Linked DNA regions of Homo sapiens: region 2 is linked to region 1. Evidence: chromatin loops called from intact Hi-C (ENCODE). Cell type or tissue: mammary epithelial cell. All regions are shown on one strand. Links, peaks and the distances in the headings refer to the core of each region. The heading gives the core; the rest is flanking DNA. Region 1 has its middle 61 kb from the start of DAAM1. Region 2 has its middle 43 kb from the start of GPR135.

Region 1 (15,344 bases), core at 2,940-10,939:
AAAAGAATTTTGAAGAAGTGAATTCCAAGTGTCTGGGCATTTCACCCAGAGCATGCTCCCAAAAGCAAAGGGGAAGATTATCTATGAAAATACTAAGCACTATCACAAATAATTGAAATCAGCACAAATTCCTGTCTCCTCTTTCCCTCCCTTGCAGTACCTGTGTCTGGGCTTTGGCCAGAGGCTATGCTTCCCAGCCTTTCAGAATGGCCACCTTGCAGACTGTAACCCTTTATAAGAAATAAGGTCTTCTTTCTAAATTTATAAGTTAAGTAATTGCTTTTCTGTTAACAGAATGGAATCCACTTCCAATTCGACCCTCTGTGGTTAGAAGTGGAGAGTGTACATGAGATTACACTGACTAAAATGGGAAAAAAAAAAAGAGCTAGCAACTTCTGTGTTTCTGTGGAACCCAAATGAACATTCATCATCAAGATCAGAGGTACCCGTGGTGTGAGACTTTAGTTCCAAAAGATATTGTAGGATCTCCACAGTCCCTAAGTTTCAGTGGCTCACCTGTTAAGCTCAATTCGAACCTGCACTCAGTAAATAAATTGGTCTGCAGCATAGTTATGCCAAAGAAGCAAATTGTCTTGATAAATAACTCATATTGTACAATCATTCAGAAATTGTGTAATCATATGCACAAAGTATCAATTTATTAAATCTGTACAGTTGAAAAACATTTCAAATAGGCAAAAAAACTTACTGTACACTTTAAATTATTTCCTCCATGAAGCGAAACGAAGAAAGAGACCATGCACTTTTTTAAGAGGGTTATGCTATTAACAGGGAAGACTAGATCATTTTAGGTCATATTAAAAGAAGGAAACAAAGGGTCTACTAGTGGCTCATATTAAATAGGGAAAGCAAGAAAACCAACATAGATGTCCCCTGTTTTGTGAAGCTTTTCTTTACTCTTTACTACAAGGTAGAATTAATGCTCCTTATTATCTACTTCTGCATCTTATAAATATATTTATTATTGCACATATCTCACTCTACTGTGATTATGTACTTACATATCTGTTCCCTTTACTGAACTGTAAGCTATTCAAGGACAGAGACACTTTGCACCGTTTGTACTCTCCATGTCTGTTCAGTCTGGAGCCTCTAGCTGCCTGATGAACTAACTATACTAAACTAAAGAAGGACTCTTCTTGTCCTTCCAGAGAATGTTACTGGCACAGGAATATTCTCAGCTTAAGTAAAGCATATGCATTTATTTTATTGACTGGAACTCTAAGACCTATGTAGAGGCAATGTCCAAAACACAGCCAAGTTCCCTGACAGTCTTTAAATCAAGAGTTCTCTGTTTTCAAAAATCTGTCCCAAACTCTTGCTGCCGTGCTCTGCAAACTCTTGGTGATTGCTTGATGATCTCCAGCTGTTTTCACTTCCAAGATTTTAACTTTTTCTTTTGTGGACCAAAATGCACTGAACAGCTTATAAGGAAATGGTATTTTGAGTGAAATTATTTCTTGTATTTACCTCCTAATTTTAGGTGGCCTTCAGCACCATCCACCCCAAACATAACCTGTCCTCTCTCCCACCATCCATGCACTAAGTACCTGTGAATTCCATCACTGCTGATTCCAATGGGACCCAGAATTCCTTCCTTATGTACTAGCTCAGCACATCCATTCATCGCAAGGCTTGTTGGCAATGTTGGTAACTCTGCTTTTCATCATATAACTTTGGTGCTGTATATCATTGGGCAGTTCATGAACTTGAATTTTCTATGAAAATACCACCGAAGAAGCACAGTCCATCAATTGTTTCATGGAAAAGCTAGCAAAAGAATTAGCCAAGGATGGCTTTGCCCAAGTCCCAATAACTCAATAGAAAACATTCTTTTTCCATGATAGAATGTCTACCTATCTTGATAAACTCATATTCTCTCTGCATATTCTTTGCCTTGGATGTTTAACAAAGTATCAACGCCTGGAGAAAAGAGCAGAAAGCTGGAAGCATGAGTCCAGGAGTTAGACTCAGCTTGGAACTTGCTCTGTAATCCGAGTCAAGTCACCTCCTTCTTCAGGTGTCATTGTGGATTTCACCACACAAGTACTGAGGCTAGGAAAACAAAAAGTATTAAACCTGTGCTAAAGGTACTTTTACATAGTGTCAAGGACGATGAATGGGTCTGAGAATTTTCCCAACTTGAAATCTAATAAGCTGGTCAGCCACAATGTCATGGATGCTGACAAAAAACATGAGATTCCTGGGTCAGAGGCAAACAGAGCAAGCAGCATGAGAGTCAGCATATTTGAATCAGCACCTCTTGCTCCTGAGCTGTACAGGAGTGACACACATGTACCCAGAAGGAAGCCTGAACACGGTTGCATTTTAGGATAGGAATTCTTGAGTTTAGGGAATCTGAATCTTTTCCAATGGGCAATAAGCATGCCTGCTCTAGGGGAAGACATTCTATGTGCCAAGGCTGTTTGCTATACAAACATCCTTGAAGAGACAGTCCAGAACAAATGGCAACCAATACTTTGCTCACAAAACATGCCGCAATGTGAGAGATCCTTTAAGAATTATCTCCCAAAATCTGGCAACCTGTATATATACAAAAGAGGCAAATTATACTTATATATCACTTTACTGGGAAAACTGTTTCCAGAAGATATACTTAATTATGGTCTTTCTTTAGAATTTAAATTTAATGCAAATAATAACAAGCTTTCCCAGTAAACATCTCACTTTATAAATGGAGGCTTATTCTCTCAAATGCCAAGCAATAATATTGTATTTAATTAATGGGGTATCATGCTTATTAGAACCTATCATTATTTGAGACTCCAATATGGACCAGATACTGTGCTAGTTTTGTGATTGATCTGTATTATTACATTTTATGTTAAAAAATTACTGCAAATTAGACATTATTTTACAAGTGTTGGAAACTGAAGCTAAATGATCAACATCTAGGTACATTTGCTTCCTAAAGCCATGCTTTTTCTACTAACCTGTGTGGTTGGCATGGTAGCCAACAAATAACACATGGAAATTGAAGTGGCCTGAAACCTAAGTCGTAGTCATTGACAACTAAGGTTTACTGAGTGCTGCCTGAACTCAGTCATTCTCATTTTCTAAGCCAGCGCATCAATCTCATGTGTATGGGAGATACCTGAGGAGTAGGTGAAGACGCAGATTCTTAAGCTTCAGCCCAGAAGATTCTAGTTCAAATGATCTTTGTTGAGGCCCAATAATTTCTATTTTAAACAAACTCTTGAAAATATTTTAAATGCTGGTGGTCCTTAAAACTCATCTGAAGAACACTAGGAAAGAATAAAATCTATAAAAAGAACGATATAAGAGCAGTGACAAGGTGGCCACTCTAGAGCAGATTTATAGTTTTACAAAATGTAGGGGTGCCAGTTAATTTGAAGAGCTACTATAGAAGCTAATCAGAAAGAGAAATTTAAACAACAACAAAAATAGAAACACACATTATTATCAACCAAATGTGGGACTGGATTATGAAAAATACAGGGGAAGATAATATCCAAAATATATAGATATAGAAGTGACCTGGTTTGTTATTTTATTATTTAAATTAAGAATTCTAGATCCCAATCTTTTCATAAAGATTTATTTCTTACTTCCCAAAGATTTTATGAGAAATAGAGCAGACCAGCATGCAGGGAAATGCCATGAAATTTGCAACCTCTGTGAGCCTCAGAAAAATGGGAATAATAAATTTGGCTTTGTAGGGGTCTTATAAAGATTAAAATTATTTTTCAAGTATCTAATATAGTATCTAGCACACTGTAGGCACTCATTAAATGTAGTGGAGGTATGCGCTTTTCTTCTGTTTTTCCACCAAAGTCACAAATGAGTGAGAAAGCAACAATTGCTAAGTCAATCCTGAGTCAAGCTTGGCACCAAGGCTGATTGTGAAAGGTTCTTGTCCTGCTTCCAGCGCCTGATTTGAGATCTGAAGCAGGAAGGGGATGCTGAGAGCAGTCTTGCATTCTAAAGGTGAAGGGTTTCCGCCAGAGGGTAGAACTTTGCTTTTCATGGATACTATGTCATCATGTACTAAAGTTTGGTATATTCTTCAGGTTTGTCTCTAATAGATGTGAATACAAATCAGTGATATTTAATGATTTCATATGTATTTTGTTCAATAGCTAAATCTAATTCTCAAGGATTAAGTAATTTTAAATGAAGGATATAAGATACGATATAAGAAAAAAGAAAGGTTGCAGTATATATTGGGTTGATATCTAAAGCTTGTCATTCCCTGTCTGAAAGCTGCAATATATAATCCATTTGCTTTTTCATTTCCAGTGTTCAAATTCTATCTTCAGCATAGTGAGCCCAAACAAAACCAATTCCTTTCATGCCCTCTACTGGATATTTGAAGTTAAACGTCAATAACACTGCAAAGTAACCAAAATAATGATACACATAATATCCAGAATGTTCTTTTATAGCCTCTTTAAATAAAAATTCGTTTACATTGGTTCACTGGTATCAGATTTCCTTTTTCTGCCTAAAATGCAAATTTCAGAGTCACTTCTTCGTATTATATGGAAATTATTTGTTGAGGGAAAAGGAGTGAATAAACGTAGTTTGTATAACTGACACCTTTGAGGTGTCTCAAAGGAACAGCGGTGTCATTGGCTGCTGTGATATTTAAGCTTCCTTTTTGTTTCTGTCCTGGTTCAATAGTAAAATCTACCAGCAGTTGAAATCTGTATTAGAAGGGTGGGATGGTAGAGCCCACAACTGAAAAAATTCTCCATATTAGCTGTTTCCATCAGACAAAACCCATCAGAAGGAGGGCAAAGAAGTTCTTTGCTTGGTGACCTGGCTGTCTATAGCCATCTTTGCATCCACTTTAAGGGTGTCTGGAAAGATGTCCCCTTGCTCCCAATTCAGCTCACCTACCCTCTCCCAGGGCTTTGTTTTACTCAGCAGTGCCATACCAATTATTAAATTTGTAAAATTTCCATAGCAGTTGTTACGTGGCCACTGCCCTTAGCTACCGTCTGCCACTCACCATGCCTTGACTTTCCCACAATCAAGAAATTGAAAGGTCAAATCCGGGTCTACTCACTCCAGGAAATTTCCTGATCCAATCCACCCAGACACCTAGATCCTTCAGGCCCTACACAGGCCTAAATGGGTGTAGTCCTGTCTATGTCAATCTGGCCTGAAACATCAGCACCAGAGATGTTACTGCAGAGCTACACGTCAGCAGGACCAAGGAAGAAAGGAGGTCCCATGTTTTTCTCTCTACGTAGCAATAATAGGTAAGATTTATGGAGAACATATTACATGCCAGCTATAATACGCATTGTTTCATTCACTCTATAACGGCTCTATTTTACAGATGAGTAAACAGAAACATCTGATAACTTCCACCTAGTGCATGGAGAGCTAGAATTTGAAGTAGGGCTGACCAATACCAAAGCCTGATGTCTAGTGAAATTCACACAATGCTGCAAATCTGAAGACTCTGCAGCAGATTTTGTAGGTACTTTCAGCAGAGGAGTTTCAGAAATGCTTTGCACAAACACAGGTTCACCAAGTGAGTGATCACACGGGAAGACCACGTGGGAAGGTGGGTAGTCTCAGTCACTCTCAGTTGCACCCTTTACTTCAGGGAGGGCAAGGGAACAAAACTTCGGATTACCAATGATGTAACTCCCATAAAAACCAAGTAAGAAAAGTCCCCCAGACTTCTCCTTCAGCTTGTTACTTAATATTGGGTGTTGAAGGATCTTTGGGGATGGGAGGAGGAACAATCATGATTCTCATGCAAATATAAAACATGCTTATGTCAAACTTTCATTTAACTCATTAATTAAATGAGGTAACAGGTAAAATAATAGTAGAAGCTAATAACTCAACATGAAATCCCATAGCTCAATTGCATGGTGATTGAGAGAATAAGACTTCATTAACAACAGGTTCAGAGAAAGCCAAAAAGCAGAGACATTTATAGATCAGGAAGAGTGAAATGGATTTGCAAATGGAAACAAAATTGGTGCTTTTGTGTGTGTGGACAGGGAGGAGTCAATTAACTTTCCACTGGACAGAATTTATTTATATGCCTATGGGCATATTTGCATTGCTATCAGTTTTGTACAAGTTAACTTTGATCCCTACAAAATTATAAAATAGCCTAGTCAAAGACAAAGGTGCATATTTGGATAGGAACATAATCCCCAGTGGTTATAGCATTACCTGGAACATTACCTTGAAAAAACATTAATCCTGATCAATCTTGTTTTGTTTATTCCAATGTCTTTTTTTTTTTTTTTTTTTTTTTTTTTTTGGAGACGGAGTCTCCCTTTGTCACCCAAGCAATTGTTCGTGCAGTGGCAAGATCTCAGCTCACTGCAACCTCCATCTCCCGAGTTCTAAATGATTCTCCTGTCTCAGCCTCCAAGTAGCTGGGATTACAAGCGTGTGCCACCACACCCAGCTAATTTTGTTTCCTAACATGGATCAAGTGGTGAAAAAAATCAATAGAACTAATTCTTTAGCACTGACCTACGTTTATGAGCAGTTGCCGTAGGGTTTGGATTGGGGAATGAGCAAGAAAGATTAGGAAAATTAAAATTTACTCTCTCCAGCCTCATTCTCAGGAGAGTATTTCAGAGATGAAATATAAAAGCAAAGATCTGTAATCCCAGCACTTTGGGAGGCTGAGGTGGGCAGATCACCTGAGGTCAGGAGTTGACCAGCCTGGCCAACATGGTGAGACCCTGTCTCTACTAAAAATACAAAAAATTAGCCAGGCGTGGTGGCATGGACCTGTAATCCCAGCTACTCTGGAGGCTGAGGCAGGCAAATTGCTTGATCCCAGTAGGTGGTTACAGTGAGCCGAGATTGCGCCACTGCACTCCAGCCTGGGTGACACAGTGAGACTACGTCCCAAAAAAAAAAAAAGCAAAGATATGTTCTCATTTATTAATTAATGTAACTAGTTCTTATTGACACCTACTATATGCCCCACTCTAGAAAACTGTGGGTCTACATGGGTTTCCAGTGAACTAGTCACGTAACCATGACTACAAACATTTAACACCAAACAAGATAAACTACCAATCCAAAAATGCAGGGTGGAAAATTCTGTTCACCTGTTCATCACTTAGGCAGTTTACTCACCCATTTGTTTTTTCATGGCTGACACAACATGTCTGTGAATTTTTCCCCACACTCTTGCTCCAACTACTCCCATCATCCCCAGCTCTAAGGCTGGAGCATTCCTGGTCATTTGAAGGTCTATTAGAATAACCCAGTAAAGTAGTTAAGTCTTAAAGATAATATCACATCACAGTAGGCCTGGGATAAGATTTTCTCTGATAGCAAAATCATAACCCTTTCCAAAAAAAAGTACAAGCTGGAGGCCTTCTTTCCAGACCTTTGATCTTCAGCCTTATTATCGAAGATTTTATTTAGACTTGGTTTTATTAATGTAAACGTGGGTGAGCCAGGGTGCCAATGGTGGGCAGAGAGAAAGATGACATGTATCTACCAGAAGGTGGCAGTGTTGTTTCTCCAAACATCTCACAGGTCAGACAGGCTCTAGAATGTCAGGATTAAAAACTAGGTGAGGTTATTTCTTGACCCATTCTATAATTAATTCACACATACCATTTACAATTAACAATATGGTCTCAATCTACTGCAAGATTCATATCAAATAATTCCCAAAATATACACAGAGGTAAAACGTCATCAAAATAATTTTCTTTTAAAGTATAATATGAGTTGACAGAAATGTATTGATCATCACTTTGTGCAAGTTTTCCTGCTGAAGTTCTATGTAGAAGACAAATGGAAATAAAGGACCTAAGCCTTTAAGGAATTTGGGATATACCTGGGAAGAAAAACTATATTCATAAAATCATCAGAATGTCTCTCATTTGAAATTCCTGGCCCCAATCTAATTAGGTGCTTCTAGATCTTTCCTCCTCTTAGACACTAAACTAGTCAATTCCCATCTAACCCTTAGGTCTCTATTCATCCTTAGCCTATCATGGACATGCTTTATTTACCCCTTTCACTTCTTTGACTTGAAGTATCTCAGCACTTTACATTTCTGGCGCTGGAAGGCAAAGAAAACAAGTCTTGAGGTAGCCCTTTCCCAGCGGAAACCAGGGGGACATTTCTCAACCCTTCTTCCCTGAGAGCCAAATAGTTCTGAACTCTGAGATCTTGGTAGGATGCCTGACTTGAGCCTTGCAATTCTCCCAAGGCTTACTAGACAATGTGACATTTCCCACAGAAACCCCAGCAGCCTATCTACATTGAACAAAATTTTGTAGCCAACCTTTTTTTTTTTTTTTTTTTTTTTTGGGATGGAGTCTTGCTCTGTCGCCCAGGCTGGAGTGCAGTGGCGCGATCTTGGCTCACTGCAAGCTCTGCCTTCGGGGTTCAAGCCATTCTCCTGCCTCAGCCTCCCTAGTAGCTGGGACTACAGGTGTCCGCCACCACGCCTGGCTAATTTTTTTGTATTTTTAGTAGAGACGGGGTTTCACTGTGTTAGCCAGGATAGTCTCGATCTCCTGACCTCATGATCCGCCTGCTTCGGCCTCCCAAAGTGCTGGGATTACAGGCGTGAGCCACCGTGCCCGGCCAGTAGCCAATATTAAAAAAAAAAAAAAAAAAAGAATAAAAAGGCTTATATTGCTTATATTCCCCACAACTTTAACCATTTCACAACTACATTTTAGTATGTTTACTAATATGTTATAAAAAAGAAGGGTTAGTATTCTTTATATTCTCCTCAGCTTGCCTAAACAACAACAACAACAATAATAATAGTAATCAGTAGTCTATTGTAGGGTCTTTTTCTCTATCATGCAAGGGTTCTTGTTTGGTTGTGATTAAATGAAAGTCACTGTATGAACACCACGTCTATATTACTACCATGACTCAGAAAGCTCATTAACTGAATATCTCTGACACAATTTTACATATCTCTGGAAATGACATAGTGGGGATAGGAGGAGTGGTTAGTTGTGCATTAGTCTATTTTACCACATTTACAGACAAAACAAATACTAGAGTCAGCTTACATCTACTGCTTTCTCTTCTCTCCACCATCTCTCAGATTTTAGGTTGTTTTATTAAAGTTCATTGCTGAGAACACAAAGGCTGATGCCACAGAGGGGAAAACGCCAGATCCACCACCGAACAGCTAAAGCCATATGCGCCTGCTCCATGAATGCCCATTTTTCATCTTTAGTGGGCTTCAAAGTTAAATAGCACAGACAACACAAAGGAAAATATGACCGCAGCAAAAGACAGAAACTACACTGTGGCTACAATTAAATCTTCATACCAATCATGCATTTTTAATGTGAACGTTTATGGAAATTGTCTCTTGATGTTTAGGTGGTGTTTTTCATCATTGGTTATTTATGATGCTTTGATCCTGGAAACATGAGCTAAATGAGAAAGCCAGAGAAAGGGATTCACTTAACAACGGATAACCTTGTTGTATCATAAATTACAAGAAGAAAGCCAATCATCTTTCAAGCTGCATCATCATAAACAAACTTAAAAGAAGAAGCTACCAGGATTCATGGCAACTTTTTTGCTTCCCAACCTGGAATTCCCCAGTATGTGCTGTCTGACTGGTTTCTGTTCTCTAGTAGGGATAGATCCTTTGCCATGTTGATTAGCTTAATTGTGCCATTTTATTATTTGGGATGTGAACATAGAAAAAAATTTTTCAATAAAATCGAAGAATTAATAGTTAAATGCCTTCAGCCAAGTAGAAATAGTTTAAGGGAGAGGGAGGTGATGGATATTAACATAAAATTAGGTCTGAGAGTAGAAAAAAAGAAAGGGCCTGAGAACCCCAGGAGCGAAGCTGGCTCTGAGCCTGTTCAGTTCTTCAGTGTTGATTCAGGTCTCTCAAAGTTAGACCTACAGAGGGGTCTTTATTCTGAAATATGAATGTGATATTCCTAGGAGAATATTATAAATCTGCAGTGGACGTTGTCCTGGGATTAAGCTTCTTCAAACAAATTCACCCATGTGAAAGTAACTGAACCCACATGCTGAGCCTCAAGGCGAGACCACCATTTATTTGATTGTACCTCTCCCAAATTATGTGTCTGGCCAGGCACGGTGGCTCACGCCTGTAATCCCAGCACTTTGGGAGGCCGAGGCGGGTGGATCATGAGGTCAGGAGATTGAGACCATCCTGGCTAACACGGTGAAACCCCGTCTCTATTAAAAATACAAAAAAATTAGCCGGGCGTGGTGGTGGACACCTGTAGTCCCAGCTACTCAGGAGGCTGAGGCAGGAGAATGGCGTGAACCCGGGAGGCGGAGCTTGCAGTGAGCCGAGATCGCGCCACTGCACTCCAGCCTGGGTGACAGAGCAAGATTCCGTCTCAAAAAAAAAAAAAAAAAATTATGTGCCCTTGGATGATTGCTTAGGACACATATTGATATCAATATGCTTAGGACACATATCATCCAAGAAATTCTGCCATTTTCAGAAAAGCTAATTGATGTTTGGCTCTGTGTCCTGGAAAAAAATGGATTAATCCCCACTTCACACTAGGGATAATCTCTAAAAATATTATAAACATATTGAAGATGCCTGGAGTAAATAGAAAAGCTAGGAACTTGTGAGGCAGCTTATTTCCGTATCAGGAGGAGATCCCGTGACCATTCACATGTCTAAAGGAAACTTTCCAAGTTTTGCTTTTACAAAGCCAAGAAATTTTGCACCCCATGGTAAATAAAGTGCAACAAACAAGGTAAAAGAACTGTCTTAAGTGGTCTCATCAACTAGTTACCCACCAGGGATGACGGCTCCTGGCTTCCCTCCAGCCTGTGAACAAAGCCAGACCTCCCAGATCCCGGGCCCTGCTGACGTCTACCTTTTCTTAAGTCCATTCTTTAAGCAGCATCTTCCTGCCTATCAGGCCTGGGCACCCTCCGAGGTAATGCGGAGAGCCGGAAGAGAGCTCTACAGAAAGGGGTGAAATCATTCATGGAATCTGCAGGAATTGGCATATTTTCTGAAATGGTTCCATGCATGACTTTATCACACATATTAGCTGCCCTGGCCCAAAAGGCAGGATCGTTGTCAAGACGAGATATTCAGTTCACTGCAGAGGATGAGGACTCTAATAATAACAGTTAAAACCATTTCTGGAAGGATTCTATAATAACACACTTAGCTAACCACCTTTGAATCCACATACATAACATAAATAAGTGGAACTTTTTAAAAATGAAATAAAGTCACAGTTATTTCTTATTCTGAGTTGTGTTACATGATCCTGTTCACCTTGTGAAAAATCGTCAAGCTCTCCACTTAAAAGTGTGTGCATTTCCATATACTTCAGTAAAATGTTTCCTTTTAAAAAAAAAAGGCAGAGGATTGCTTTAGATATGTTATCATCAAATTATGATCTGTAGGGCAAATCCTGCCACCTACTGCTTTTGATGACCTGTGATCTACAAATGGTTTGTATATTTTTTAATGGCTGGAAAAAATTAGAAACATATTTCATGGCACTTGAAAATTATATGAATTTATTGAAACACACTTACATTCGTTCCTTTACATATTGTCTAGGGCTGTTTTTGTGCTACAACACCACAGTTAAGCAGCTGCAACAGAGACGGTATGGGCTGCAAAGCTTAAAATATTTATATTATTATATGTTATTTATAAATATAAATATTTGTATTCATATCTGTCCCTTTACAGAAAATGTTTGCTCACCCTTGTTCTAAATTAAAGGGCAAAAGTTATAGGACAACCATATGCAGTGCATGATTCTTGATGGTCCTAGATCAGAAAAAAAAAAAATCTATAAAGAACATTTTTGGAAACAATTTGGGAAATGCAAATATGTTTTGTATAAAAGACAGTACATTTATAACAATGTTAAATTTCCTGGTGTGATAACAGTATTGTGGCTATGTGAGAGGATGTCCTTGCTCTTAGGAGATACATACTCAAGTATGTAGAACAGGAAGAGTCTAATATTTGCAACTTACTTACAAATGATTGGGGGAATATATACAAAGAGTGCACAAATGTATCACAAATGTGATAAAATGTCAACAGTCAATAAATGTAGGTAAAGGATATAAGGGTTTTTATCCTCCTATTCTTTCAGCATTTCTGGAGGTTTGCAAGTTTCCAAAATAAAAATAAATACAACCATAAAAACGATCATTTAAAAAGAACTCACCAGTCAGGATGTAAATGATTGATCAGTGGCACATGCTGAGGGTCAATTAGTTAATACAAGTGGTTTGAGGTTTGCATCTAAACCTCTTCAGCAGTTGTATTTTGGGGGTTGTCATCTATCAGCCCACAGTTCTCATCCTTGTGGCTTTTCTGAATTCTCCTTTCTGTTTTTTCTGAGCTGATTCCAGACGGCGAGGGGCTTACCAAAGATTTACTTGTTATTTGATCTCCACATTTGTAGCAAATATGATAGTCAGTGTTTATCCTGTCTTTCAAGAAACTTTTTTTTTAATTACCCACATACAATGTGTTTTTTTTGTTTTTCCTAGTGGGTCATAGAAATCCATCATTAAGTGTCATTTTGCCTTTTAAGAATTATTTAATTCCTTGAAGATTTATTATCTCTTTAATCAGAGCAGATTCTTAACACACCAGTAATGACCAGTAATGTACCAGTAATTACACACCATTTTCAACCTATATTTCATCTGTGTATTTTTATGGGAGTTTCTTTTCTAAATTATGCTTTTGTCTGTGGGCAGTAGTTTTGCGGTTTAGGAACCAGCTGATATACAGTTTATCTTGAAAGGCTACATATGGATCTGCAAGGGCTTTGAAATTCCATTCAGAAGCACTTGCAGGCAGGGACCATAATGTATTGCTGATTCTGGAATGCAGTAAATGTAATTGTCACTCTTCGGGACCAGTCCCTTGACTTCCATGTCAGGTTGGCTCATTGTAATATAAAATCCATTTTATCACATTTATTTTGTCTCAGATTGTCAAGCAGAGGCTGTGCAGGTTGTGGATTCTCAAGGAAAAGAAAACAGCATTTGTTTTATTAATAGAGTTGATGGTTTCTTCAAAGCAAAAATGTAGATCAGAAACAAATTATGCTTTGCCCACTGGCTGAGATTTAAAATATCTCTCCAACTGTCACAGAAAAGAACTAGACTTAATTCAATGTAAAATGCATGAACCAGTTTCTAAAAATAAAATTGGAAGCACTTTAGTTGCTATAAACTTCATTCCAGGAAAGTGAGTTATATGAGTATTTTATATTGTTTTATGGGACTTGGAGATTAAAATGATTTTTGGTTGACATCGTGTCGGCTTCCTATTTGAATCAGTCCAGAATGAAGCTGAATAGAATTATAGGGGAAAAAATGAATGACCATTACTGGCAGTAAAACAACCAGGCTTTGCCAATAACATTTTAAACACATATACATACACTTTACACCCCCTCCAAATTTTTTATTGGTTATGTCCACATAGACTGAAAGTTCTACACCAGTGGTTCCTCTCAAAGCTCATTCCTGATGACTGAAACTGTTTTATGGCGTGGTCAGCTCCACAGTTTGGAGGAAGGGGGCAGTAATCATCTCTCTGTGACCCTCATATCCCCAAACTCCCATTCAAAGTCAGCAATAGGTAGTATTAACTTCTTCCTCTGCAAAGATTAAGCTCTGATGGAAATGAAATATTTGGTGAGCCCTGAACAGGGCTTTCGCAAAAGGAAGTGCAAAAGTTAAACAATCAGTCATAGGTAGTGGAATAATAGTTTATATATTTTTTCTTCTTGGCAAGTTCTTTTTATTGTCCAGTACTTCTGTCGTTTCTACCGAACCTTAACGCTAGGGCTTATTATCCCAATGAAGAAGGAACACCAAAAATCCCAGCATGAACGAAAGAATCGAATAATGGGCTCGAAAGCCTATGTTGAGTTCCAAAATAGGTTTTAGGCCTATGGCAGAGACAGATTTGAAGGAGGTTGGGGGAAGGTTTCTTAAGCTCCAGAAGGAAAAATACATGAAGCACTCAGAACATAGTGTTTTACAACAAAGTCTAATCTCTGATTGCAAAAGAACTCGTCCCAAAATATAGAGAGATGATAAGAAGACTTGAGGGAGGGAGCTGGAGAGAACATGGGGAGTCAACCAGCTAAAGGGAGTTAGTGATGTGGTCTCTGTAAGAGGGTTCCACATGCTGCTCCCTCTGGGTCCAAAACCCTAGAAAAGAAGGGATGATGGAAACCTTCAGGAAGATGCAGGAAGACAAGACAGCAGAGGACTTTGTGTCTGAATTGCTGGGAGGAAGCTGCCTTCCAGGGCACCCCATGCCAACATGGAGTAGCTGCACTAAAATGGAAAGGATGAGTCAGGTTCAAGGAGAAAGGAGATGAGACCCCACCTCATACACAGATGCCACCTTGAAGGAGCCCCTGCAAGTGATCAGGGACTTGAGTGAGCACAGAGCGAACTAAAATATCAACTTGCAGAAGAGAAAGGGAGATTCTCACAGTAGAGGCTGTGGGATGGGCAGCCACAGTCAGAGTTGAGACGGAAAAATTTTGCTGAGTTTCAGAAGCTAGACAGCCACCGGCCAATGTTGAGGCAGGAACTATGGGAAAGCAACAGGGGAGACGCCAAAACCCAGCAGAGCAATGGTCCTGCAGTGAGCCTGTTGTGAGAACAGGCTTTGAGTGACAGCAACAGTGAATGCCAGTGGAGAAGTAATTGCAGATCAAAGGTTTCTCTGAGAATGTCAAGGTTATGCATAAGTCCTCCAGAGCCTCTGACCACTCCCAGGGAGATGGGAAGGAAAAGGAAGATGAGGTGAAACAAAATGACTAGGTACCCCCAAAGAGACTGAGTTTAAGGTAAATGCAGTGGTTCTCAACCAAGGACAATTTTACACCTCCAGGGACATTTGATATGATCTGGAGACATTTTGTCGTTGGCACAACTAGGAAGGGCAGGAGGCTGCTGGCATCTTATGAGTGGAGGCCAGGGATGCCGCTAAACATCCCAAAACATGTGGGACAACCTTCACAACAAAGAATTATCCTGTCCAAAATGTGAAGAGTGTTGAGGTTGAGAAACCCTGAGCCAAAGTAACTGAGTTACTACTGTCGGCAGAAATGAGACTATGAGAAATGTTTTAAAAAGAAATTTACACTTTTGCACACCCAAATTCCTATAACTGAACACACACACACACACACAATAATACAAAGATGGAGGTTTGAAGAAAATGGGGGAGTGGAAGTTAAAATGGTAGTACACAGCCTAAGAAATGTCAAATTTTTTTTTAAGCTCACAACAGCACTTTTTTTTTTAGGCAAGGAGAAGTCTTGCTG
Region 2 (15,344 bases), core at 4,778-12,777, 300 kb after region 1:
TACTGGTACCAAAACAGAGATATAGACCAATGGAACAGAACAGAGCCCTCAGAAATAATACCACACATCTACAACCATCTAATCTTTGACAAACCTGACAAAAACAAGAAATGGGGAAAGGATTCCCTATTTAACGAATGGTGCTGGGAAAACTGGTTAGCCATATGTAGAAAGCTGAAACTGGATCCCTTCTTTACACCTTATACAAAAATTAATTCAAGATGGATTAAAGACTTAAATGTTAGACTTAAAACCATGAAAACCCTAGAAGAAAACCTAGGCAATACCATTCAGGACATAGGCATGGGCAAGGACTTCATGTCTAAAACACCAAAAGCAATGGCAACAAAAGACAAAATTGACAAATGGGATCTAATGAAACTAAAGAGCTTCTGCACAGAAAAAGAAACTACCATCAGAGTGAATAGGCAACCTACAGAATGGGAGAAAATTTTTGCAATCTACTCATCTGACAAAGGGCTAACATCCAGAATCTACAAAGAACTCAAACAAATTTACAAGAAAAAAACAAGCAAGCCCATCAACAAGTGGGTGAAGGATATGAACAGACACTTCTCAAAAGAAGACATTTATGCAGCCAAAAGACACATGAAAAAATGCTCATCATCACTGGCCATCAGAGAAATGCAAATCAAAACCACAATGAGATACCATCTCACACCAGTTAGAATGGTGATCATTAAAAAGTCAGGAAACAACAGGTGCTGGAGAGGATGTGGAGAAATAGGAACACTTTTACACTGTTGGTGGGAGTGTAAACTGGTTCAACCATTGTGGAAGACAGTATGGCGATTCCTCAGGGATCCAGAATTAGAAATACCATTTGACCCAGCCATCCCATTACTGGGTATATACCCAAAGGATTATAAATCATGCTGCTATAAAGACACATGCATACATTTGTTTACTGCAGCACTATTCACAATAGCAAAGACCTGAAACCAACCCAAATGTCCAACAATGATAGACTGGATTAAGAAAATGTGGCACATACACAGCATGGAATACTATGCAGCCATAAAAATGATGAGTTCATGTCCTGTGTAAGGACATGGATGAAGCTGGAAACCATCATTCTCAGCAAACTATCACAAGGACAAAAAACCAAACATCGCATGTTCTCACTCATAGGTGGGAATTGAACAATGAGAACACTTGGACACAGGAAGGGGGACATCACACACCGGGGACTGTTGTGGGGTGGGCGGAGGGGGGAGGGATAGCATTAGGAGATATACCTAATGTAAATGACGAGTTAATGGGTGCAGCACGCCAACATGGCACATGTATACATATGCAACAAACCTGCATGTTGTGCACATGTACCCTAGAACTTAAAGTATAATAATAAAACAAAAAAAACTTATTGTCACCAAGTTGTAAATGTACAATGGCACATTTGCTTGTGTACATATTTAATGTTAGCAAATTTTATTATTGTCTATTCCATGCCTGTCAAAAGAGGTTTGTTCAATAATTTATTCTTTAGGTTTTTTGAATTTGAAGTTTATAAAATTTAAAGAGACCATTCCAAATTCAAAACTAAATCTAAAGAAGCTCACCAAAACAGATAAATCCCCTATTTCTCATACCATCCCTCTTTCGAAAGGCAAGAATCCAAATGTCTTTATGAAAAGAAGTAGAGGCTCAAATCTGATATGTGAACTTTTGGGCTTGAGATGCAATGTAATCCACTATTTAACAGCAGACACCTGTCCTCTCTTCTCAAAACCAGGTTTCTCTTTCTACTTTATTTTAATACATGAGCTAATGTCATCTGAAAATTGAAGGATTTCCAAATAGAGTCAGTTACATTAGGGATGGAGTGGTTGCCCATGTTCCAGCTGGGAGTCTTACAGCTCGGTGGCCATAGCAGATTGGAATACACATGTGACAACCTAGATGACTTCCTAATATCTTAATTTTTTGAATTTGACCAGTTACGTGTCTGTTGAACATGTATCACTATTATAAATGAGGCTCTGATGAATATTCTGAATGTAAATCTTCAATAGAATCTTTCCTTTAATAGAGTTTTTCCCTTGTGGCTCATTTCTAGAAATAGAATTCATAGTTTCTCACCATAGATTACCAAAATGCCTTCTGGAAAGGATCCTCCCAGTTTACACTCCCAGCAGTTGGGTGTGAGAGTTCCCTTCTACTAACCACGCCATCATCAATGTTGAGTAATATCAGGATTAAACAACTTTTAGGCACTTCTTTTTTTAAATGAGGGATCATCCAAGGTGTGACTTCGAAGAACCAAGGGAGGAGAGAGAAGATGGAGCTGTGGGCAGATCTCTGGAGTGCATCAGGAGCTGAGTTGGTGGCACCCTTCTACCAGGCACTGGCCTCCTGGCTGTCTGAGTCTCTCAGAGTCTTAGCAAGCCACATCCATGGCAAATCTGGTGGATCAGGCAAAACTACTCACCTGGTGGTGCCCCTCCTACACTTCCAGGCAGTTACTAAATCAGTGGCTCACACATGTTAGTATGCCTAAGAATGACCTGAGACAAGAATAGAAATTAAGATTCCTAGGTCCACCTAGAGATTCTGACTCAGTCAGCACAAGGTAGGGCAGCACAGAAATTTGCATTTTGATTAATAACCGCATATGAGTCCAACATAGGTGGCCTAGTACCTCACTTAGAGAAATAGTAAACTAAGGGAGGGGAAGAACACCTCCGGAGTGTCAACCTTATAAACCTAAACTTATTTTATTTCAGGAAATGACTCCAGTTGCTCTTTCCATGAGGAATCTACTCTGAATAGTTTCAGAATAGTATGACGATTCTTTTTTTCCATTTGGAAATGAACATCTGCACTTGGAGGCAGAACTCCTTGAATGATGTGCTGCTGCCATCAGCCTAGCTTTCAGTCTAGTGCTCGGGATGGATTCCTTTAGCTGAGCGTGACTCTAGTTTGTAAGGATGGTGCAGAGACAATAGCGCATTCTCTCTCTCTTCTCTCTCTCTCTTCTCTCTCTCTCTTCTCTCTCTCTTCTCTCTCTCTCTCTCTCTCTCTCTCTCTCTCCTCTCTCTCTCTCTCTCTCTCTCTCTCTCTCTCTCTCTCTCTCTAGGCTTATGGTTTGGTACTGTGTGCTGCTGAACATGCTGGCACAGAATGTTCCAACGCATATTCATTTGTCGTACAAAAGCAGCCCACACAGACTGCAGCTTGTCAAGTCAGAGACCATGTACCTACCTTTTGACATCCTGGCAAAGGTCCCCCAGGCTAGGTCTCTCCATCAAATGCAGCACTGAGAAGAGCTGGAGTCTGCATTAACATCAGCCTCCGCATTTGCCAGTTCCAATTACATCGAATCGTGTGCTTACAGGGGCCCTGTCAACATTGCTTAGATTTGAAGATCAAGTCCAAGGAAGGTACGAGTATGCAGTTGATCCACAAGGCAGGCCTTAACTTCAGGCAAAGTAGTTACCCAGTGTTACTGGCTGAATTGAAGCTCCCCTCCAAAATTTGTGTTAAAGTCCTCACCTTCAGTACCCCAGAATGTGACTGTGTTTTTGTGGAAACCGGTCCTTTAAAGAGATACTTAAGATTAAATGAGATGACTGGGGTGAGTCCTAATCCAGTATGATTGGCATCCTAATAAGGAGAGGAGATTAGGACACAGACACACACAGACCAAGGTATGACCATGTGAATACAGGAACAGAGAGAAGACATCCATGTACAAACCTAGGAGAGTGGCCTCAGAATGAAACCAGCCCTGCCAGCAGACAGGTCTTGAATTTGTATGCAGCCTCCAGAATTGTGAGAAAATGAATTTCTGCTGTTTAAGCCACCCAGTCTAAGGTACTTAGTTATTACAATCCTAGCAAACTAATATATCCACTATAGTATGATTTGAACCAATCTCTCTTCTCTGGGTGCCTAGAATTACTCCCATTAAAGAGAGTCGGTCTTTTGTCTCTGGCTATTCAATTTAATAGTATTTTACTTACTCTCTCTCTCTCTCTCTCTCTCACACACACACACACACACACACACACACACACACACCCCACACACACAAACACACTCTCTTACTCTCCTCCTGCTAGGCCAGGCAGCTGGTTTACTCACCTTTGTATTCTTAGGCTGCTTATCAAGATCTCAATCTAATAGAATTCACAAATATTTATTAACTTATTATTTGTCAGACATGCTAAGCAATAGAGATTTTAACAAATAAGATGTAATCCTTGTGTCTGAGGCATTCATCATCGTCTGGGGAGGAAGAATCATGCATAATTTCTGGGCTATGATGGAGATTGCTTTAGGAATATAGAGGTAGAGATGGCTAATTTTGCCTAAGGGAACTGAGAGGCTTCACAGAAAAGCAAGTTTAAAAGGATGAGTTGGAGGTTACCAGATGAAGAAGAGGGAAATTCCAACTAAAAGGAATAATATGTGCCAAAAGACAGAAGTATCAAACAAAGTATGTTTGGAAATGACGAGAACTTCAGTGGGGGAGAAACTCAAGCCGCCTTGTGCACCACCCTAAGAAGCAGATGGTAGGGCAGGATGAAACTTCCCTGCTGGGAGAACATTGGCCAGGAGGGCTCTCCAGGTTCCCCAGACTTTTTCAGCATCTCTGAAGCAAGTGGATGGTCCCGCAAACCAGATCCGCGCCAACCCCATTCCTATGTGTTGGCCTTTTTTATCTTTTCTTTCTTTTTTTTTTTTTTTTTTGAGACGGAGTTTCGCTCTTGTTGCCCAGGCTGGAGTGCAATGGCGCAATCTCGGCTCACCACAACCTCCGCCTACCAGGTTCAAGCGATTCTTCTGCCTCAGCCGCCCGAGGAGCTGGGATTATTGGCATGCACCACCACGCCCGGCTAATTTTTGTATTTTTAGTAGAGATGGGGTTTCTCCATGCTGGTCAGTCTGGTCTTGAACTCCCGACCTCAGGTGATCCACCCGCCTCAGCCTCCCAAAGTGTTGGGTTTTAAGAGAACCCAGGAAGCCCAGCTCAAGAGTCAAAGTCCCCCTCACCCACTCATGAGCAGCCAGGATTTCCAGGCCCTGCTTTCCCCTCTCGAGAGCTGGAAAGTAATCAAATGAAGGGATGAGGTTTAAGCTAGTCCCTAACATCTACTCAGGAGAACATAATATCTCGACTGCTGTCTTTGTGCCCAAGTTTCATTCAGCTTGTCAGAAATCTTGATAGTGTTCCTACTCCTGTGTGGTCACACCAGAATCTGTGTGTTTTGGCGAATAACTGATAGTCTTCCTATTTATAGACTGTTTCCTATATTATTCACTTATAGGGTTTCTGTGCTCCAATGTTCTGTCAAGTCCCAGCTGGCCAGGGTGTGTAATAGTCATTAACACCACAGCTGCTTGTTTTATAGTCTCCCTGTACAGCCCAGTTGTTAAGTGCTCTTAGATAAGTTTTAAACTGTTTGTGTTTAAAAAAAAAAAAAAAAAAAAAGTCTCTAGCTGAAAAAAGTGCTCATTTGGGCTAAGCGCCTTTCCAATTTAACACCAAAGCTAAAAATAAAAGTTCCCCTTTGTCCAAACAATAACATAGTCATTTTTGCCTTTTTAAGATACAGGAGAGTAAAAAAGATGTTGGAAAAAGTATTTCCTGACTGATCTAAACCAAAGTATAATCTTTGGTAAAAGTAAAATGTCCCAGGGAACTGAGCAAAAAACAAAATACCTTTTTCTTCCCACTTCTTCTGCTTCCTTAGCATCTGTTTTGAGGAGACAGTTTGATGGGTGCCTGCTCAAATGCTGACTTTCCTCTTTCAAGCAAAATTGTTAGCATCTTAGGTCACTGCTAACTAGCATAGCTCCTCATCTCATGGTAATCCTGGATATCATTTTGAATTGCTTTTGAAAAATAGCAACTTTATTAAGATATAGTTCCCATCCCATCTAATTTACTCATTTAAAATGTACAATTCGATGGCTTTTAGTACATTCACAAAACTGTGCCACCATCACCACAATCAATTTTAGAGCATTTGCATCAACTCCAAAAAGAATACCCATTAGCAGTCACTCCTCAATTTCCCCATTCCCCTTCCCTCCAGCCCTAGACAACCACCAATCTACTTCTGTGTCTATGGATTTGTCTATTCTGGACACTTCATGTAAATGAAATAATATGTCATTTTTTTGTGACTAGCTTCTTTCCCTTAGCATGTTTTCACAGTGTACCGACGTTGCAGTATGTATTAACATTTCATTCCTTTTTATTGCTGAATAATACCCCACTTTTGTTTATCCATTGTCAGTTAGTTGACATTTAGGTTGTTTCCACTTTTTGACTGTTATGAGTAATGCTGCACAAATTTTTGTGTGGACACGTGTTCTCATATGTTTCATATGGGGTAGACTTGCTGGGTCATATCATTTCGACTGTTTTTCAATGTTGAACAAGGATACCCCCAGATTTTACAACTGACGAACACAGGAAAATGTGTGGACTTAGAGAAGAGTCCATTTTGTGGACAACATTACTACCTAATTCTTTTGCTCAAAACAAAAACTGGGTAACAACCTATCACTTATAGAAGAAAAATCAATCAGTCAGCAATTGTGTCCATTGATTATCTAAGGAAGTCTCTATGTTATTCAGATGTACAAACCACAAAAACGAAGTATTTAATGTCAAAAGTCAATCTTTAGCAAGACACTCTCACCTCTTTTGTGTTATATTAATTGTTTAATTGCTAGATAGAATGCCATGGTTTTCAGGGAATACACAGACTGCAATACAGAGAGTGTTTGCCATTATTTTGACATTAATGCTGCACCTCATCTGTTTAAGAGACAATTTATTTCAACTCTGAGCATCTATTATTTGATTAGTGCAGGGGGTAAAAATATCACGCAAACATGGTTACTTTCCTTACAAAGACCACGATCCAGTGATGAGGATGAGACTAGACTAACTCACCAATCACTAATGCCAGGCACGCATTAGCGCGTGGCTACTCAGATGAAGGACAAAGCACCATCAGTTGGAGACATGAAGAGAGACCTCAAGGAAAAAGTGGCATTTGACATGAGTGTTGGCAGATAAGTAAGATTTTGATATATAAATGTATGTGGAGAGAACACTGGAAACTGAAAGAAAATAACATGAATAAAGGCAGATAAGCAAAGCAAAGTGTCTATATGGGTAGTTCAGATTTCACTTCCCTCAATACTGCTTACTAGCCATAATACTTATCTGAATTCTTACCTGTAATTTACCTGAATTCACCAAGTAGCTGTTTCCTCATTTTTAAATGGGTAAAATAATGCCATCATATGCTGTGAGGATTAAACAATAATATATTTTAAATGTTCATTACAGTGTTTAAGACATAGTAAATGCTCAATAAAAGTTAGTTTCAAGATAATTGGTTGGAATTCTAGGTAGATGTAAGAGAGTAGAAAGTAGGTTGGACCCATATTGCAGAGAACCTTGTGTGGGATGAGAAGTTGGAAATTCCACCGTAAGCAGTAAGGAATTACAGAGATTTTAGAGTAAGAAAGCGACCTCATTAGAGTTCCGCTGGACAGGAGCATATAGAATGGGATAAAATTGGATGAGTCTTCAGAAGGCCATGTAATTAGTCCTAGGGAAAGGTAATGAGGACCTGAGATAAGACAGGAAGTATAGAAATTAAAATGAGGAGTCACTTCAAAAGGCTTTATAAAGGTGGGTGATGCGGATATAGTGACTGCTTACATTTTGGAGGCAAAAGAGAAGGCAAACTTTTGAGCCTGCATAGCTGGGAGAGTAATAATGTCATTAGCCAGGAAGAATGAGCTAAGAGGAAAGATAATGAGATAATACTTTGGCTCTGAAGAATTTGGGGTACCTGTGAGGCATGTGTGTGAAGATGTCTGGTGGACAGAAAGGACAATAGAGCACGGAAGAAGGGTCCTGGCTAGAAACTCTGGAGTCACCCGCCAAGAACTATTGGTGGAAGCGAGGGGTGGGTGACACAGATCCTTACAGGAGCATTGAGACTGCTGTAAAGAGGAAGAGAACCAGGAACTGAGATGTGCATGAGACCAGTCCTGCGTGTCTGAAGAGGTTACCAAGAGGAAAGCCCTTCATAAACTGTCAAGTACTGCAGAGATTCAAGCTGATGAGAAGCAGAGGAATGAACAGCTGCTTTGGAGAAGGCCACAGGGAGCCCTTTCCTGAACCAACAGTACCACTGTGATTTTTGGATGGTTCTCATAACCAGTCAAATGGATTAATCACACTGCTAGTCCCTTGGGTAGGATGTGATGGCAAAGGAGTCATGAAGCCAAGCTTTTTTGACAAGAACATTTGCTCTTGAATGCTTCAAGTAACTTGCTGGTCATTCCAATGTTCTTGATTATGTCAACTGCTTTTTGAGTCTGTACGTTCAGCCATTTATCCAAATTAAGTAATGATCCCTGGGGGCTTCGATGGCAAGGCATTGGCATGGGAATCAATGGTGCCATCTACTGTCCTTTTCTTTGATAGAAACAACTTCGGGAATAAACTCCTTTTCTCCCATCACACATTTAGCATCTGGTCTTTTAAAGTATAAATAGTTCCACATTTTAAAGTTTTTAACCAGTCAAAGGATGGTTAGTAGCACTGGCCCCTAAGTGCTAGCAAGATTTTTCTGATATCTCCCCAGATGGTTATTTGGGAGGTCAGAACCTGAGGCCCAGAAGTCAGGGACCATAAGGGAAGGAGGTCACCATAAGGGAAGGAGGTTACAAGTGTCAGGCGCTGGCACCAGGCTTTCCAGGTGCCAGTACCTGACACTTGTAATCCCAGCGATTTCCCACAAGGGCTGTAAGACTTTGTTACTTTATCTCCAATTTTCAGACAAGGACTAAGAAAAGTTAACTAAGGTCAAATGCGAGCAAGTGGCTGAGCTAGAAGCTGAATCTTGATTTGCCTGACTCCTGTGTTTTTTCTACTAAGTAACTTCTGCCGGATTTGTGACAATTCTTGCAGACATTTACCCCGTAGTTCGCGAGCATCAATCCTCAGACTACAGCTAGTGGGGAAGCTGCACTTCATGGCATTGGATCTTTTATTTTTTTCTTAAACCATTTAGCACTTCAGCATTTATGCTAAATTCATCATGCCATGTGTTTTTCTGGATACATTTTATTTTCAAATGCTTCTATGATTGAATTAAAGAAATCAATTCCTATTTCAGTGTGACTATTTTTCCTATACTCTTCTTAGATGAATCTGTGACAAGAGAAGGGTTAAAAATCAATTTCATGTCAGTGAGCGGGTCATTGTTATTAGTACTTTTTAAGTACTTTGATATAACTTTGTTTTTTTGGAAGTGGGGTCTTGCTGTGTTTCCCAGACTGGAATGCAGTGTCATGATCATGACTCACTGCATCCTCGAACTCCTGGACTCAAGAGATCCTCCTGCCTCAGCCTCCTGAGTTGTTAGAATTACAGTCACCAGGCACTGTGCCCAGCTCTCTATATATTATTACAGAATATTATTTCATAAGCAAAATTGCAAACATAAAAAATTGAAAGTGCTTAGCAATAATAAAGCTCCATTCTAGAAATGTAGAAATTATTAAAAATTGTATATTTTAGTTATTCATGGATAATGCAAATATAACAGCCATTTTGTGCAAAATATATGATAAATCAGAGTAAACTTAAGAATGTCCATGTAAATTAATTTAATAGTTTTCATGCTTTCCCCAAATATGCTGAAAAGGTCTCACTTGCCCTAGGGAAGTACATACACATAAAGCATGCCTTAGTGAGGTCTGCAGTTTTGCTAAAATAAATCACTACTTTCCAACATTAAGGGGAAACAGTAATTTATAGGACTGCAGTGAATACAAGTTTTTTAAATTATGGTCTGTCCTAGGGGAAAACTACCCCTGTACAAATGTATTTACAAGAAAATAGTTGGAAAAGTTTGGAAGCCTGCGCACTGTGGCATAATCTTTTATTACCATAATTATTTGCCTAAGTTAAGGTGCTTATCAGACTTGATCTCAGCCCTAACAAAATTTGAAGTAGTAAAATAGCATTCAAGTAAGACCTACATCATTACAGCAATATCCCTGATTCTTCAGATTTGAGGAGCGCTAAAGTTTTCTGAGCTCTTTTATCATACTGCCTCTCCAATGAGGTTCCTTACCTAGAATAAATAAGAAATTAAAATATACTGATTTATAAGCCATTTGACAAGAGTAATTTGTAAATTAGGTTGGACCTAAGGATGAACTATGATGGTTTTATTGAGAAGATTACAACTAGTGTCCAGTCTCTGTAGGGAATTTTCTTCCCTCTAGCCAGAGCACATTTGAAAACTTTTCCTTTTATGGCTTTAGTTAAAGAAGAGAGTTGACCTCTACACAAACTCTCATGAGCACACATAGAGTTGTGTGGGGTTTTTCTTTTCTGTCACCCCCCATCACTTCATATTTTAGACAACCTAGGCCGAGGGTCCCCCATGTTCATCCCTTTCCTGCTGAGACCTAGGTCTCTTTGGAGCAGACTCCTTCCCTAGATTAATCCCATTGTCTGACTTTTCAACATCCCACAAAGGGCTGCTATGTCCTAATCAAACAAACAAACAAACAAAGAAAAAACACACATGGTTACATGGATTGGAGCCACTTAAAGTTCACGTTCTCGGACTTCTCCCCTCCCCTTGCCCTAGAGCTGTCCCATGGGATGCCCTTGGCAGCCTTCTCTTCCATCCTCTTCAAAGGCTCCACCTCCCTCAGACCCAACCACCTCCCTTCATCCCTATTCTCAACTGACAACTTCCCCGCTCACAAGCTAATCTACTCCTCACCCACCTTCATTCCTTTTTTTCCTTTCCTTTCATTCCAGGGGACAAGGCTACTCCTACCACTTCCCTCAGGAATCTTGTTCCATTAACTATTATCTCTCTGGTATTAATGTTCTATCTCTCCTTGATTGATTCTTTCCCTTAGCAGACACAGACCCTCTTGGATTTCCTGCCACCTCCCTGGTCCACATCTTGGGCTGACGGTCCTTAAATGTAGGTGGTCCCAGGCTGTTTTTGAAGCTCTCTTCTTTTATTACTCTCTATACTTTTCTTTGATATCCCCATATTTACCCTGTAACAGTCAGGATTCAGTCAGGAGATGGAACCACACCAGTTATGTTAACTGAGATAAATTAACATGAAGAATTGTTAACTATGTATAAAGTTGTTAACTAAGTAACCCAAAGAGTGAAAAGAAAACTCTAAGACATGGCAAAAGTAGCACCTGCAGGAAGCAACTCCACCTCTAGGGCTGAAAGGACAAAGGAAGAAGCTGGAATTACTAAAACCAGAATGTAGAAAAGAGACTGCCTAGTGAGGGACCCAGACCTTGGAAGAGGGGACATAGTTGGTCACTGCTAGTGTCTCTAAGCGGGGGTAAGAGGAAGCCGGTTTTGCAAGTGTTAAAAAAAAAACTACACACTGGCCCCAACAGCTGTTACTGGAATGATCTGCAACTGCTGGAGGGAAGCAGTGAGGTTGCAGGGAGACTCACATCCTGTCCTCCCTCCAGCCCTGCAGCTTCCCTCTATTAGCAGAGCCTAAGAAAAAGCCAAACGGTCAAGCAGAAATGAGGTTTGCAGAGTCCTAGCTCCAGCATCAGAAAGCATGTATGGAGAGCACATTTGGAAGAAAATATAAAAATGGGCACAACTCCACAGCCTCAAATATCACTGGAAGGGGCCGGGCACGGTGGCTCATGCCTGTAATCCCAGCACTTTGGGAGGCCGAGGCGGGTGGATCATTTGATGTCAGGAGTTCGAGACTAGCCTGGCCAACATGGTGAAACCCTGTCTCTACTAAAAATACAAATATTAGCCGGGTGTGTAATCCCAGCTACTCAAGAGGCTAAGGCAGGAGAATCACTTGAACCTGGGAGGTGGATGTTGCAGTGAGCCGAGATTGTGCCATTTCACTCCAGCCTGGGCAACAGAGCGAGACTCCGTCTCAAAGATAAATAAAAATAAATAAATAAATAAATAAATAAATAAAACCACTGGAGGATTCAACAATCTGTTTCCCTAGCCCAAGTTTCTCTCTTGAACTCCAGGCTTTTTTAACCAGCCTCCTGTTGGAATATTTCTTTGCATGCCCTATGGTTACTTCAGACTCATTATGTTCTAAATTGCTCTCATTACCTTTCTCTTTCCCAGCCTGTCCTCTTCTTCCACCCTGCTCTCTCCATGTGAATGAGTACCACCGTTATGTCTTTATGAAATGCATAAATGTTATTTCATCAGTACACCTCTGGCCTTTTGCGCTCAAATTGAATCAATCATTAGAGCCCTTTCACTTCCCTTAATATCTCTCAAATCAGTTCCCTCCTCTTCAGTCCCATTTCTACTCTCTTAGTCTCTACCCCCTGTCATTTCCTACCAGATTAAAACATCGTCTACTAACTGGTCTTGCTGTCTCACATTTTACTCTGCTGCCATACTCTGGGCTCTAATTTCCTGACAGTGATCCCCTATACAAGCAGAATGATCTTCCTTAAATGCAAATCTTGTCACCCTGCTCCCTGCCTAAAATCCTTTACGGGCTTCTCCCAATCTTCAAAATTCCTTTCTCTTTGGTATGACTTAGAAAGTTGTCCAGCTTTAATTCTAGCCTCTACTTCTGTCCCCACCCTCTTTCCTCATTTCAATCCAAATTCAATCATCTGAGCATACCGCACTACCTAGCTTTCTTCAGCCTTGCCATGTTCTTCATGGCCTCTGCATGTTTGTACATCCCCTTGCCTTTTCTGGGTTGATCTTCCTATTTCTCACTTCTGACCCTTCTTCCCCTTTCTAACTTTTTTCCACCCTTCAAGATTGAACACAAGTTTTAACTCCTAGGGGTATTTTCTCTGTCTCAGCCCTCATGCCCGCCCCTGGTCTGTCAGGGTCTCTCCCTTGAGCCCCCACACCCCTTCATGTTGGGCTTCTTGGGGCTATTCCTGAGTGGTTAGGAGTGAGAGTTCTGAAGCCAGACACTGTGTTCAATTTCCAGCACTTCATATTGCTGTACGTGTGACCTCGGGAAAGTTATTTAGCCATGCCACCCTCAATCCCTGCATATGTAAACCAGGGCTTATAATAATACCTTCTGATAGGTGGTTATGAAGATTAAATGAGAGATATGCAAAAGCCCAATTCCAGTTTTTGATCATTCTTTTCAAAGTGTCTCACATAATTCTCTGGCTACTGGTACATGTAGATTATTAAAACCAGGGCACAAATTGATAGTGCACTGCTTTATCACAACACTGCTGTTCTGCTAAAACCCTCAGCCACATTTATCTCAGAAGGGCCAGGACCAGATGGACACTATCATTGACTTGAGTCTATAATTATTTGGGGATGGGCTCAAGTCTTGCATTTTTGTTTTTTAAGATACTAGGGTCTTCCACTCTCTTTAGGAAAAAGAGCGAATGCTTTGCCAGCCCTATTATCCTCTGACTGGTGTTAAAGCGCATTTAGTGGGAATGTCATTAACTTTTTCATGGGAAAGATGAAATTGGCCAGCACCCTGTTTCTCCCTTCCAGTTTTGCTGTGCTCCTGGCTGTGCCTAGAGAGGGAAATCCAATGAAGCGTGAGGTCAGGCAGCCCAAGCTCTTCCCCAGGGTGCACTCAGCCAGCAGGCCTCGGTCCTACCTTGAGGCAAACACTCCTTCTAAATGTTTATTTATGCTTTTGAACCCAAGGTCCAATGGGAACATGAAACATATGATTCCAAAAGAGATTACCCCCCACGGATTTCTTCTACCACACACAGAGAAAAGGAAAACCATGTATAAGCCAATAGTTGGGAACTTCTCCAGAGAGCTTCTGACCGCCATGTATGAAGCCCTTAAATATAGCTGTGGGGAGAGCAATGCCCAGGGAAGGCACGTGGACAGAATGAAGGCGCAGGCGTGTATTTTGTTTTAATTTTCTTTTCACCAGACCTATCCTTGACTTTTCACAGATTTCCCCAGCCGAAGAATCAGGATGGATGATAACATGGGAGAAAAATGTTCCACTGTGGCCAATCTGTGTTCCTCCGGAGAGTCACTTATATGCACGTGGATGGGCAGCCGGGAGCCCTGGTTGGACCATGAAGCAGCTGGGGAGGTCAGGCTGCTCCCTGGGAGCTGGGATGGAGTGACCTCTGTCTTTTGGTTCTCTGGCTTTGGTCCCACAGCAGACTGTCACCTCAGATGGCCTCACTGAGTCAGAATGAGTTACTGGCAAGTTAGCAACAGTCAAGCTATATGATGTCCTCCTGTGTCCCCCTCTGAGAACACTGAGAGTCTGACACTCCTACTGCTAGGCTGTGAAAATGACTAAGAAAAATGTAGTAGGGATGGCTTTTTAAAAAGCATGACAAGTTTTTTAGCCTTGCTCAAAAAATACCTCTCCTTAAGGAAAAAAAGCAAGAGGACCTGAGCATAGGCGTGGGGGTGGGAGGGAGCTAAAATACTAATGTCTCTAGGGGAAGTTGCCTTCAAAGGAATATAGGACTGCAGGGTGACTCATGTTCCCTGGAAATGGTTTATGTTCTAATACTGAATCTGTAGAATCACAAAACCAGATTGTATGCAAGCATTTTGCACATGTTCATCATCATTGTTACATGTCACAAGTATATTACTTTTATAACAAAAGTCTTATAACCAAGTTGTGTCTTTACTTTTTATTCTTCCACACTGCAGCTCCCCCTGCCTGGCATGTAGAAGGATAATCAGAGTGCTGGTCCTGCATGAAAGGAAGCTATCACAAACTATTAATGAGAGATGTTTGAGCCATTTTAAAATTGGTGAGAGATAAAATTTTTATTTTTTAAAATTAGAGTCAGCTTGTAGTTATTCACTGTAAAGAAATAAAGAAAAACATATAAGCTTAAATAGTTGGCTTTCGAATATATTTTATATAAATATATTTGAGTGTATTTATTTCTACTTCTGAATATAGTTTTCATCTAGGATTTTGGGAAGCCAAGTAATTTCCTACAAACTAAATGAAGTACATTGACTTCATACCTTTAAAAAAAACCCAAAAAAGGGCCGAGCGCAGTGGCTCACACCTGTAATCCCAGCACTTTGGGAGGCCGAGGCGGGCGAATCACGAGGTCAGGAAATCGAGACCATCCTGGCTAACATGGTGAAACCCCGTCTCTACTAAAAATACAAAAAAATTAGCCGGGCATGGTGGCAGGCGCCTGTAGTCCCAGCTACTCGGGAGGCTGAGGCAGGAGAATGGCGTGAACCTGGGAGGCGGAGCTTGCAGTGAGCCGAGATCGTGCCACTGCACTCCAGCCTGGGCGACAGAGCGAGACTCCGTCTCAAAAAAAAAAAA

The links. Peaks named below come from ENCODE experiments on the same cell type or tissue, not always from the same donor. Only the 100,000 strongest peaks of a DNase experiment are listed, where the experiment ranks them.
Region 2: a loop joins it to region 1, with 11 times the contacts of the local background. A loop is called at or near these places in 20 of 110 quality-filtered maps.

The regions. Positions count from the first base shown.
Region 1 is chr14:59,119,822-59,135,165 of GRCh38, forward strand. It overlaps the pseudogene AKR1B1P5. Among named protein-coding and RNA genes, the nearest start is that of DAAM1, 61 kb to the right of the region's middle. In mammary epithelial cell, for the core only: CTCF peaks have their summits at 4,368 (motif pointing left) and 7,515 (motif pointing right); no DNase peak of the experiment used is centred there.
Region 2 is chr14:59,414,230-59,429,573 of GRCh38, forward strand. No RefSeq gene overlaps it. Among named protein-coding and RNA genes, the nearest start is that of GPR135, 43 kb to the right of the region's middle. In mammary epithelial cell, for the core only: CTCF peaks have their summits at 8,455 (motif pointing left) and 11,243; no DNase peak of the experiment used is centred there.